Regions from separate parts of the Homo sapiens genome. Here region 2 is linked to region 1. A link is a loop called in an ENCODE intact Hi-C map of the cell type or tissue named here. Cell type or tissue: body of pancreas. All regions are shown on one strand. Each heading gives the region's core, and the rest is flanking DNA. Links, peaks and the distances in the headings are about the cores only. Region 1 overlaps MGAT5 (alpha-1,6-mannosylglycoprotein 6-beta-N-acetylglucosaminyltransferase). Region 2 overlaps MGAT5 (alpha-1,6-mannosylglycoprotein 6-beta-N-acetylglucosaminyltransferase).

What was found. A loop is a pair of places that touch in the nucleus more often than their neighbours do. Peaks named below come from ENCODE experiments on the same cell type or tissue, not always from the same donor. Only the 100,000 strongest peaks of a DNase experiment are listed, where the experiment ranks them.
Region 2: a loop joins it to region 1, with 1.8 times the contacts of the local background. A loop is called at or near these places in 4 of 110 quality-filtered maps.

Annotation. Positions count from the first base shown.
Region 1 is chr2:134,439,705-134,442,204 of GRCh38, reverse strand. It overlaps MGAT5 (alpha-1,6-mannosylglycoprotein 6-beta-N-acetylglucosaminyltransferase), which reads right to left. Exons shown (of 16, transcript NM_002410.5): 15 at 290-447. Among named protein-coding and RNA genes, the nearest start is that of MGAT5, 190 kb to the right of the region's middle. In body of pancreas, for the core only: no CTCF peak of the experiment used is centred there; a DNase peak (open chromatin) is centred at 1,494; H3K27ac peaks cover 2,500 bases.
Region 2 is chr2:134,391,902-134,400,506 of GRCh38, reverse strand. The region is part of intron 10 of MGAT5 (alpha-1,6-mannosylglycoprotein 6-beta-N-acetylglucosaminyltransferase); the gene reads right to left. Among named protein-coding and RNA genes, the nearest start is that of MGAT5, 140 kb to the right of the region's middle. RefSeq lists an enhancer at 8,445-8,554. In body of pancreas, for the core only: a CTCF peak has its summit at 7,654 (motif pointing left); no DNase peak of the experiment used is centred there.

The sequences.
Region 1 (2,500 bases), core at 1-2,500:
CCTCCCACAATCTTCAAACCCAGATACAGCTTTATTTATGCAAATACAACACTCCCATTTAAATTCTAAACACATCATCATGCCAGGTGACTTCATCTCACCCAAAAGGAACGGTAACAACACTGGGCTAACTCTCTAGGGGGATCCTGCTGCAACCTACTCCCCTCCCACACCTTATCCCCACAGCCCAGTAGCTTGGAAGAGGAAACCTGTACCTCTCACCTGACTACCCAACAAGGCCAGCTGGAGTCTAGGGGCTGAGTCCCCACCCCCACCCCAGGGCACTTACTTCAGCATGTCCTTGTCCTTGTTGAGGTGCTGGAAGAAAGAAGGCTCGCAGATGAGCTGGCTCTCCTGGCACACCTGCTTGCAGGACTGCCCGGGCTCAGCAAGCTTGACCTGTAGGGCGCTGAGGGGTGGCCACATCACTTGCCCATGGCAGAAGTCCTAGAACGACAATGAAGCCATCAGCCACAGGTCCAAGGATACAGCTGGGGATCCCCAGCCCTGCCAACCACCCTAGCAATGGAGGCGGCACACTGGGAGAGCACAGGGACGGGGAAGAGTTGGGAGCCACATGGATGGGCTGGATTGGGGCTCAGCTGGAATATGCCTTCAGCCCAGGTCTTGACCTCCCTAACCACCAGCTTACTCAACCTCAAGACAGGGACCAACAGCAGTGCCTTCCACAAAGGGCTCCAGGATGAGAGGTCATACTTGTGATGAGCTTGGCACCACGCCTGCCCGTGAAGGGTGGCTATTCTCAATCATCACCATCAACACTTATGCAGCCAGGCTATTTAGAGCCTCTGCTCTTCAAGGCCCATCTTCAGACCAGCTTCCACCAGCTGGTCTGTTCTCTTCTCTGATTCCAAAGGCACTGTGTCTACCCTATCTTGGCAGTTACCTAATACGACACTGTTTCATAAGCGCTACTTTTATCTCAATGGCAAGGTTCTGACGCTGTGAGGTGAAGATCACGCCAAGGAGACTGCAGACACTTCTGACACCACCTCATATGGTGCTGTGTCTTTGGTAGGGACTTAGTGCTGGTTGGTTGAAAACAAGCACAGTAAGTCCTCACTTAGTGTCGTCAATAGTCTCTCAGAAACTGCAACGTTAAGCGAAATGACAATATAAAGAAACCAATTTTACAACAGGCTAATTGATATTAACAAGAGTTAAGTTCCTATGGTACATTTCTTGTCAAAAAACATCACCAAACTTCTAAATAAAGACCCAAAACACTTCTAATATTAAACATTGAAACAAATGTGAGCTATACACACATTTAAGAAAGATGAATAAATACAAATAAGATAAATTATTTACTCAATTTTTGGTGAATCAGTGAGTGACGGCAGTTGTGGTGGTGGGTTCAATCGAGGAATACACATTTGCGAAGTGAAAATCGTAAGAAGTGCCTCCTCCCACCTCATAATTCACTATCAATCAATCACTAACATGGCACCGCAATCAGGCCTGCCTCCACCAGCTGGTCTGTTCCCTTCTGATTTCTTGCATGTGTATGATTATCGTAGACTTTATGAAGTTTTATTGTACAATAATTTGTATCGATTCATTTGTTTTCGAACGCTCTTATTCCAGCTCAGTGTTGAGGGCGGCTGGAGCCTATCCCAGCAGCTCAGGGTGCCAGACGGGAAGCAGCCCTGGACAGGACATGGTTCTATCGCGGGGTGCATTCATGCGCACCCCCACTCACTCATGCTGGGACCATGTAGACACGCCAGTTCACCTCAGGTGCCCAGCTTTGGAATGTGGGAGAAAACCAGAGACCCTGGAGAAAACCCATGAAGACACAGGGAGAATGGGCTGACTCCACACAGACAGTGGGCCCGACCAGGAATCAACTTTCTTCATTCTAAACATTATAGCAAAATGACATTATTTGAGGATCTTCTGTACAACATTTCGTATATTCAAGAACTGGAGAAATAGAAGTCTAAGTAGCATGTGATAGGATGAGCAGGAATATGGCACCCCCTACCAAGAATGTGTGTTAAGTGCTCCGAGTGGGGCAGAGCCAGTTGACCCTGGGATCTAGAGGGAATAGAGGAAACCAGCAGGTCTAAGGAGGACTCGGGGGTGAGGAGAGGGTTGGAGGACTGCCACTGAGCAGTAACATGGAGTACCAGCACCAGGAGTGGTAAGGAGATGTACTTTTCAATGTGTGTCCTTCTAGAGTAGCCTACTTTTCCTCACGTTTCCTTTCCAGATCTGTGCGGAGGAGGAGTTGATCAGTAATCTCAGGGCCCAGGGCTCCTAGCACTGACGCAAGCCGAGGAAATGTTTCTGTCCCTCCCTTGTCTGTCATGTGGAATGCCACCACAGGGATATGAGGGTCTCATGCTGCCAGGCGGGCCCCTTGGCATGGAGGTGGGTGTAGCACCAGAAGAGGGGCTGGCCCAGAGCTGCATCCAGAGGGCATACTGTTGCCATTTTTCTTTTCTTTTTTTTTTAACCTTGTGCTTGTATAGAT
Region 2 (8,605 bases), core at 6,106-8,605, 48 kb after region 1:
AAGTTCAGGCAAATATAAAGAGGTATATGTAAAGACTAATAAAGTGTATGAACTTACTAACTTTTAGGCATGGTAAAATCAAAACTAGAGATTACCTTCAGAAAGGATTTACCAATTTCATAAACGTGAAAATCCCAACAGCTGATTAGAGGAAAAAAAATGTTTCAAGCCTAACTTTAGCCTTTGACATTGATGTAACAATTAGGTACTTCTACCTCAGGTCTCTTGTTACCACTTGTAAGAGTTCTGAGTAGAATCCTGGTGCAGATGAACCACGCTGCCTATTCCAGGTAAAGGTGCCCCAGAAGCCTCTCATACCAAACTCCCAGCCAAGTACCTACACCAGTTTTGCACCTGTGGTTCTGTCCCCTTCAAGCTCCATGGACACACATGTCGAATTAGTCACACAGTCCTGTATATTCTGCCTCCATAATATCAAATTGGTCTCCTCTTCTCCAGGATGGAAGGGTCAGTTCTTGCCATCAAGGGGCTCAAAGGATCCCCTTCTGTCTTCATGGACACTCTTATCTTTTGTGTTTAAGATGCAGGATATTCAGGATTTTTAAAATTAAAGGTGTCTTTGTCTGCCTTTCCCCTACACATGGGAAGGCTCAAAATGGGGAGGGCGTTAGAGGTAAGAGACATTTTCCAGCATACACTCCCCCTTCCCTTCCCTTACTTTGGTCATCCAGGCCCAGGGTGAAGGTGACCATAGGTGACCACCATAGACCTGTATGTCCCACTGATCTAAGAACTGGATCGAGATCACTTCTTAGAAAGCTTTCCTTCTCCAACTTAAGAGACTAAGGTCAAAGAAAATTATCTGCTCTAAAAACTTTATCACCAACAGATCTCTGGAGATGCAGTCAAAAAGGGCCTGCACTGAGTATCATATCACAGCATGCAACCACCTCTGTCGCCCAAAGGTTCCAGCTGAGCAACCAGCAACCCCCCTAATGCTTTTATTCTCTAGTTCAATTTAAATTCTCATTAAGAACAACTGATCTAACTGATTAAAACTTAAATCCACCTAAGCTCATTTGAGGGGAGGAGATGCAAAGGGAAGGAGAGCGCATGCTGGAGTCAATGAGCAGTGTTGTCAGTGTCTCTTCAGCTGTTTATGGTTGTAGCTGGAGGCAGGTACATGTTCAGAACCAGTCATAAGATATTTAGAGCTTGGAGAGAAAGCTTTAGAAAAACAATTCAATTTACGCAACACTCCTGTAAGTCCACAGCAGGGGGGAGTGGTAGAATGCAGAACTAGAGAATCAGAAGCTTTCCCCAACTTATTTTACAACATTTTTAAATTGATAATAATTGTACATGTTTATGGGATATATGGGATATTTCAATACATGGATACTACATGTGATGATCAAATCAGGGTATTTAGGGTATCCATCACCTCAAACATTTATCATTTCTTTGTTTTGGGAACATTTCAAGTCCTTTCTTCTAGCTAATCTGAAATAGACAATATACTGTTGGTAACTATAGTCACCCTTGTCTACTATTGAACACTAGAACTTATTCCTTCTATCCACCTTTATGTTTGCACATTAACTCACTACTCTTTATTCCCACCTACCCCTTTTCCCAGCCTCTGGTATCTGTCATTCTACTTTCTACCTCCATGAGGGCCACCTTTTTAGCTCCTACATAGGAGTGAGAACATTCGACATCTGTGACTTGCTTATTTCACTTAACATAATGATCTCCAGCTCCATCCATATTGCTGCAAACTACAGACTGCCATTTTTTTAAATGGCCGAATCGTATTCCATTATGTACATATTTTCTTTATCCATTCATCCGCTGATGGACACTCAAGCTAATTCCGTATCTTGGCTATTGTAAATAGTGCTGCAATAAACATGGGGATGCGGATATCTCTTTGATCTCCAACTTCCTTTTTAGCTGGTGAATTAGGGTATAGGAATGTTCTTTGGTGAATAGCAGTATCCTCCCCAGTAACACCCCTGCTCCCCACTGCAGACACACATATTTCTCCTGGACGTCAGTTCCCCTCATTCACGCAGCACCTTATGACCTGTCATTAAAAAATTCTGCAGCTCAGCCCAAAGTTGGCTCCTCCAGGGTGAACATCTGTGAGTCTTAGGCAGCAGTAGTCCTCCCTGGGAAGTGCTGTCAATCCCTCTCCAGGGTGACAAAACCAGGCTGCAGAGGCAAGCGTGTGTCCCACTCCATGGAGGGCAGAGAAAAATTTAAGTCCTACAGAGAAGGCCTAACAGGACAGTGGCAGGGTCTCGGTCCACAGCTCACGTCATCCAAAATGCTGAGCACTGGAGAATTTTCAACTTCAGATTTTCGGGAATATGGATGTTCAACCAGTTAAGTATTTGCTAATATCTCCAAATCTGAAAAAATCCAAAATCAAAAACACTTCTGGTCCCAAGAATTTTGGATAAGGGATACTCAGCCTGTGGCAGCTCCTCCTCTTTCCCCACAAATATGGAAATCGGCCTGTTACCTGGTTTTACAAACATACAATAATGAATCCTATTTTTTATTTAAGAAACACAAGGCCACAGAGTATGCATTGACCAGAACCAGCCATGGGAGTACTTTACTGTTACTGTAACGTAACTCCTATAAAGGTTGGGGTTGGGGCTGTCAACTGCACAGAATGAAGATCTTGTAAACCTCCCTCCACTACAGGTCGCCTCCATTTGCTCTGCCAGCCCCCTCCTGCATGAACTGCTATCGTAATGTCTGGGCTGGGCTCGTTGTCTCAACAGTGGCACGCTCCTTAGGAGCCCTTTCAGATTGCCCCTGCTCCTCTCTTTTTCAGTCAGTGCTCACACAAACCAGGCTGCCCTCTGCTGCCAGATGGGGAATAAGCTTACCATGGGATGGGGTGATGGGGTCCTCCTTCCTAAATAGCATCGCAGAATTATAGGGGCCTTAGAAATCTATGAGGTGAACCAAGGTTGATGGCAAACAGGACACAGGAAGGAGCAGGGCGAATAAAACCCACCTCCTTTCTCTCCTCCAGACTATTCCACTATTCCAAGGTAGAGCTCCTCCTTGCAGGCCTTTGGGGAGAGTCCAGGCAGCCCAATGTGCTGCTGTGTCTCTGTGGCCCCTGGTGAGGCAGGAGCCAGCATGGTCAGACACACCGTCTGTTACCCTGCACTTCCCTTTTCCTTCATCCTTGCTGCCCTGGATTTGCAACTCCTTCTGCAGCAAAATATTGGTACTTTAGTCTTTGTCTCAGGCCCTGCTTCCTAGAGGCTGTGGGCTAAGACATTGTCTGTAGGCTCTCATTCCTTCAACCCATCCTCCTTATTGTCACTAGGTTCCAAAACTCAAAGTTTTGTTCCCCTATATAAAGAGCTTCCCAACACTGCACACAAGGCCCTTCACAATCTGGGCTTCTGCAAGCTCTCCAGCTTTAACTCCAACTATTCCCTCTGTCATCTGCTAAGGTCTCTGCCTACACTTAACTTATCCCTCATTCCCAAACCTCTCCTGCTCTCTCACACCTGGTCTGCCACTGCTAATGCCCAAAAGAACCTTCTCTCCTCCCTCCTTTTCTTCTGGATGGACTCCTGCCTCCTCCTCCTTTACAAGCAGGCAGTCCTGGATCCACCCAGGTGAAGGTCAATGCTGTCTCCTCTGTGCCTTAACCATCTTCCTGCTTGGGCTGCACTGTCACTGGATGTTCCCAGATGGCTGGAACTGTGAACTTCTCCAGGGCAGAACCAGTAGGCTTGGCAGAGGCCTGGCACAGGGCGAGCGAGCGCTCAGTAAATACAAGCTGGCTGAGTGAAAAACACAAGGAGGGCAGGCACACAAACCACAAAGGACTTATGGACTTGTGGGAAACATGGATCTCGGGCACGGCACATTCCTTCACTTTCCACCTGCTTCCAGCAAACGAGCTTAAAGTCCAAGACTACCTAAGTGTGTATTCTAATCAAAAACAAAATAAAAAGAGTTGTAAAACTTAAAAGGTATATTTTATAGTTGATTCATCCTCCTTTTTATATTGCTCCTAAGTACCACATTCACTTAGGAACTGCAAGGCAAACAAAAAAGAAAAAGAGAGGAGAGAGACAAAAAGAAACTACCTCATCTGCTTGCTCCTGAAGTCTAAAATTCAACAAAGATGAAAAATTATTTTATTCCAAGATTGGAGGTAAGTTCTAAAATGCAAATCTCTGTGAATTTCAGCAGTGTAGCCGAAAAAATTTACATTTCAGAACAATTTAAAGTCTCTGCAGTCTTTGGCTCATTTATCTCAAGTAACCACCCAAGGTCAAGGTATATATGTATGGGGTGGTCCTTGTTGTGTCCCACTCAAACCTTGTGGGGCTCTGAAAAACCCTTGGAAGCTAAGAATCTCAAAGCCTGTTCACCTCTGTCTCTTCCTTCCCAAACCCTTACCTCTCTAGGAGAAAAAGATGGTGCTCAATGATTGCAGTGGCACAATAAGGGGAAGCTTGCTGTCTTGTTTCCAGCCCAGTCTGTGGTCCACCTATTGGCCCACAGGCCCTAAAAAGAGGGGAGTCTGCTTCCTTTCATGTACTGGCCTCCACATTTAGTCTTGGCTTGAGCTCATCTGGTATAAATTAGGATTCATCTTGGGCAATGGGTCTCAAGTATGATACTGAGTGGCTCTAGAATTTGCCTATCTGGGGGAACGAACAGGAAGAAAGAACAGCCACAAACACTTTACTTATTATTCTCTACTGTCCAATTAGGTGAGAATTTTGGTTTCTGGTCCAAAGACAGACATAGGGAGATTTCTGAGGCTAAATGGGTGGTACGGAAAGAGCAATGGTCCTGTATTTGCAACTTGATGGCAAATGTCTCATCCATAAATAGGAAGTAATACCACTTAATGGTTCTTTTAGACAACTATTACATGTACAGTGCTGAGCCAGCACTGGGAATAAAATGCATTTAAAATATGTTTAAGTATGTACCCTTGCTTTTAAAAACAAGGTGCTAATACTACTCCAAAGCCATAAAACGGGACAAGCTAGACATGAGAGTCCTGAGCTGGCTAGCATCTTCACATCACTGCCCATGTGGAACCAATGCTTATGCCCACTCTACATCTCTCAGTCCGAACTGGTCAGTGTGGGTCTCTATTTTCCAGCACTTTTGTTTTTCAGGATTTTCTCTGCCTTAGCACAGAGCTTTCTGCCATTTAACGAATGGCTCTTAAAGGACCCTGGGGAACCACCAGCCAGTTTATGAAAACAAGAAACCCTTTGGCATGACCTCCTTTCTGCTTTAAGAAGGGCAGGAGGCCTTCAAATTGCAGAGCTGGTTTCTCTTTTCCTCAATGCAAATGCAGTCACTTACGGATAATGATGTTCCTTCATCTACTCTGATTGGCATGGTCCTAAAGCAACAAAGCCCACCAGCTATACTACCATGCAGAAAACAGGCTGGTAGGTTGAAAACACACCACCACAGCCCAAATGTGTCAGCAAACTCCTCCAAGAGCTTTCTGTTTTCCACCTATCTGGGCAGTAACCACAGAAAACAGACTGTTTAGTGACAAAGAGGGCTGTCACAGTGGAAGGTTTTGCCTTGGCAAACTGAAATTGCATGTTTTATAGAATCCCTAAAGGGTCAGGAAATCATGGACTGAATATCCTTTCCTGAAAGGAGGAGATAGCTTGATGAGCTTGGCCAGATACTGTTTAAAGGCAAGGGAGAAGTGTCTCCTATTATTACAGGACCATCCTGTGAGAGTTGTCAGGGAAGAATTTTGGAAAACTGCATGGTCACACTGGCAGTAGGTGTGACGGGGCTTCCTCTGAAAATTAAACTGAGGCCCCAAAGGCCAGGAACCAAACCACAGAGGCCAAGTACCACCCAATCACATCAGTAAAGAATAAATTAAAAATAATATGAAAAATATAAAGTAATACATTAATACTTTTAAATCATTTTAGTGTATTTCTTGGTAACAAGAAGGGGGGAGAATTCTATCTATATATTGGTCTCTCTTAGTAAGGAATAACATTACATTTTGTGTTTTCCAGTATTAACTGTTGTAAATCTGTGAGGGATTCCATCAAAGTAATACTCTTCATATATTCATGTTAAAGGACAGTATTAGCAGATGTCAATTGATCTTTACTCAGTTGATCAAGAAACATTCTTAAAATTAATTTCAAAAAGTTTTTTTTCATATGAAGCAAAATATAAAAATACGAACACACACAGTGACTGGCAGAACACAATTTCTGCAGGCCAGGATGAAAAGTAATTGCTTTCTTGTAATTTCCAACTTTTCTACTTGTAATTATCTTACAACCAAGGGAGAAAGATAAGACCTGTCTGCAAAATCACATTTGGCAGCTCCAATGGGCACGTCTCATATATAGTAATTATGTAGAAATCTGGGAGGTGGGATGAGTGGAGAAGGCCCAGTTTCATTGGGAAACCAGAAAGGGAAAAAGGCGTGTGAGGCAGGGCCCACTTCTATGGGATGGTACACACCTTTACCTTTCATCCCAAGGGCCTTACCTTCCTGCCAGCCTCTCAAAGTTAGGAATAAAAAGGGCAGCCTGAATTCAATGCACCACACATAAGGAAGGAGTTTATACTCCACTCAATATGCATGTGCTTCTCCCTGGATCCTTCCAAAGCAGCAGGTGGTGGGGGTGGGGGTGGGGTGCAACCAGGACAGCTTCATTAGTTTGATTCTGAATTACATAAAACATGAGACCAGGCCACCATGTTGTGGAGAAGCATGGCGGCACAGAGTCAAGGGCTGAAACAATTTCACTCAGTGCTTAATTTACTGTAAAATAATAAATCATATGATTCTAGAGTAGTATTTGGAGATGTTCCTCTCTTTGAAGCCCCAATAGATAATAAAAGGCACCTCTCTGGGGACACCAGGACAGCCAGATTCAGGCAGGTTGCAATGCCCCTTCTGGTGCCATCCCAGCTCTTGACTTCATTGTCTGCACGGGGGATGACAGACTCCAAATAAGACATAATTTAATGTGCCAGGAAGCTCTCATTGTTATAATAATTATACGCAGGGTAAACAGCACTGCTTCAAAAAGACAAGACTTTTTGAAGATCCTTATGCTTGGCAGCTCTTACCAGCAGTCTCACAGAAGGGGTGGCATTAATTACTCAGAGTGGAGACAGGGGAGAATTGGTCTCTGTCTGTAAATAGCCTTTACACAGGCAGGCCAGCCCTCCCACACTGATCTGAGGTAATCTGGCCTTTTCTGGGGCCCTATCCATATTTGTGTAAAATTTAGCAGGCAGTTTGGGGTCAAGAATGAAGTAATCTGTGTTTTTATTCCAGTTCTCTGACTAACTTCTTATGGGACTTCGGCAAGTTCCCAAAGTTCAGTTTTCTTATCTGTAAAATGAAGGAATATTAAACCTGCCCTATTATCTCACGTGGGTATTCACGGAAACAAATGAGATTTTTAAATTATTATGTGAAGGCACATTCTTTCACAAACTCGCTGTCCCCAAGGCTCATGCATCTGAAAGAGCTCTACCCAGCACTTAGTTATGGCTGAGATTGGGGACACCATGGACCTCAGAGGATGCAATGCCTTCGTGTGGTGTGGGGCAGACCCATCCCTCACCAAGGGCTTTCTGTCCTAGATGCTGGGTCCACTGACCCAGGGGTGCCCCCTTCTGGGTGGGACAGCATAGGCTGGTTTCCACTATGCCACATCACTAAGGTGCATTTCTAATTTTAAGCTCTAGTTGTAGGGCTGTGCTTGCTAAATTTCCTTGCTGAGGCACTCAGCCCCATGCCATATGCATTAATACCCATGGCTTCATGATGATGGATGTGTCCACTGGTAATAATGCACATAATCTCTCCCCTCAGAATACCGAGTGTCAACATGCTGTTGTTGTAGGCGGGGACTTGACACGTGACAAACCAGGCCACTTAAAACACAAGACTCTCTTGGGCTCCTTCCTTCCCCTGCTCCCACCAAGCTAAGAACAAACTTCTAAATTCCAGGCACGATCTCTTTGTGTTTGAGGTGTACAGATTGAGATTCTGATTCAGGTATAGCAGCGTAAGGTCCCTTTAAAGGACAGCTGACCACCAGGCTTTAAATGAAGAGCTGATTTTTAAGACAGAAGCTAAAAATATCCTCTCCATCTCTCTCCTCAAAATAAATCACATGCCTCTTGAAATTTATTCACCTCATTCCTGATTTCTTAAAAACATGAAGATAGCAAAATAAAAGTGATCACTCTAATTAGAGTACCTTCCAATCTAAAATGCTGCAAATAAACATATTTGAAAGGAAAAGCAGCTGAAGTGTCTAATTTGCAAGCAGCAGTTTGAAAACAGGAACAATTAAAATACACTGGTAAAGCAAAGCTGAGGTCTCATACTCATCAATGGTTTCAGAAAATCTCTCACTTTCTACGTCCTCCTCCCCATTTCTCAGGCAGCTTCTGAGTGCTGAAGCTCTGCCCTGTTACCAATGCCAACACGACACACCCTATAGAGAGGTGTGTCTATAAGAAAAAGGGAGAAGGACCCAGAGCCAGGAAACCAGGATTTCAAACTTTGACATTGCCCTTTGCTGGCTATGTGCCCTTGGGAAGTGGTTTCACCCAC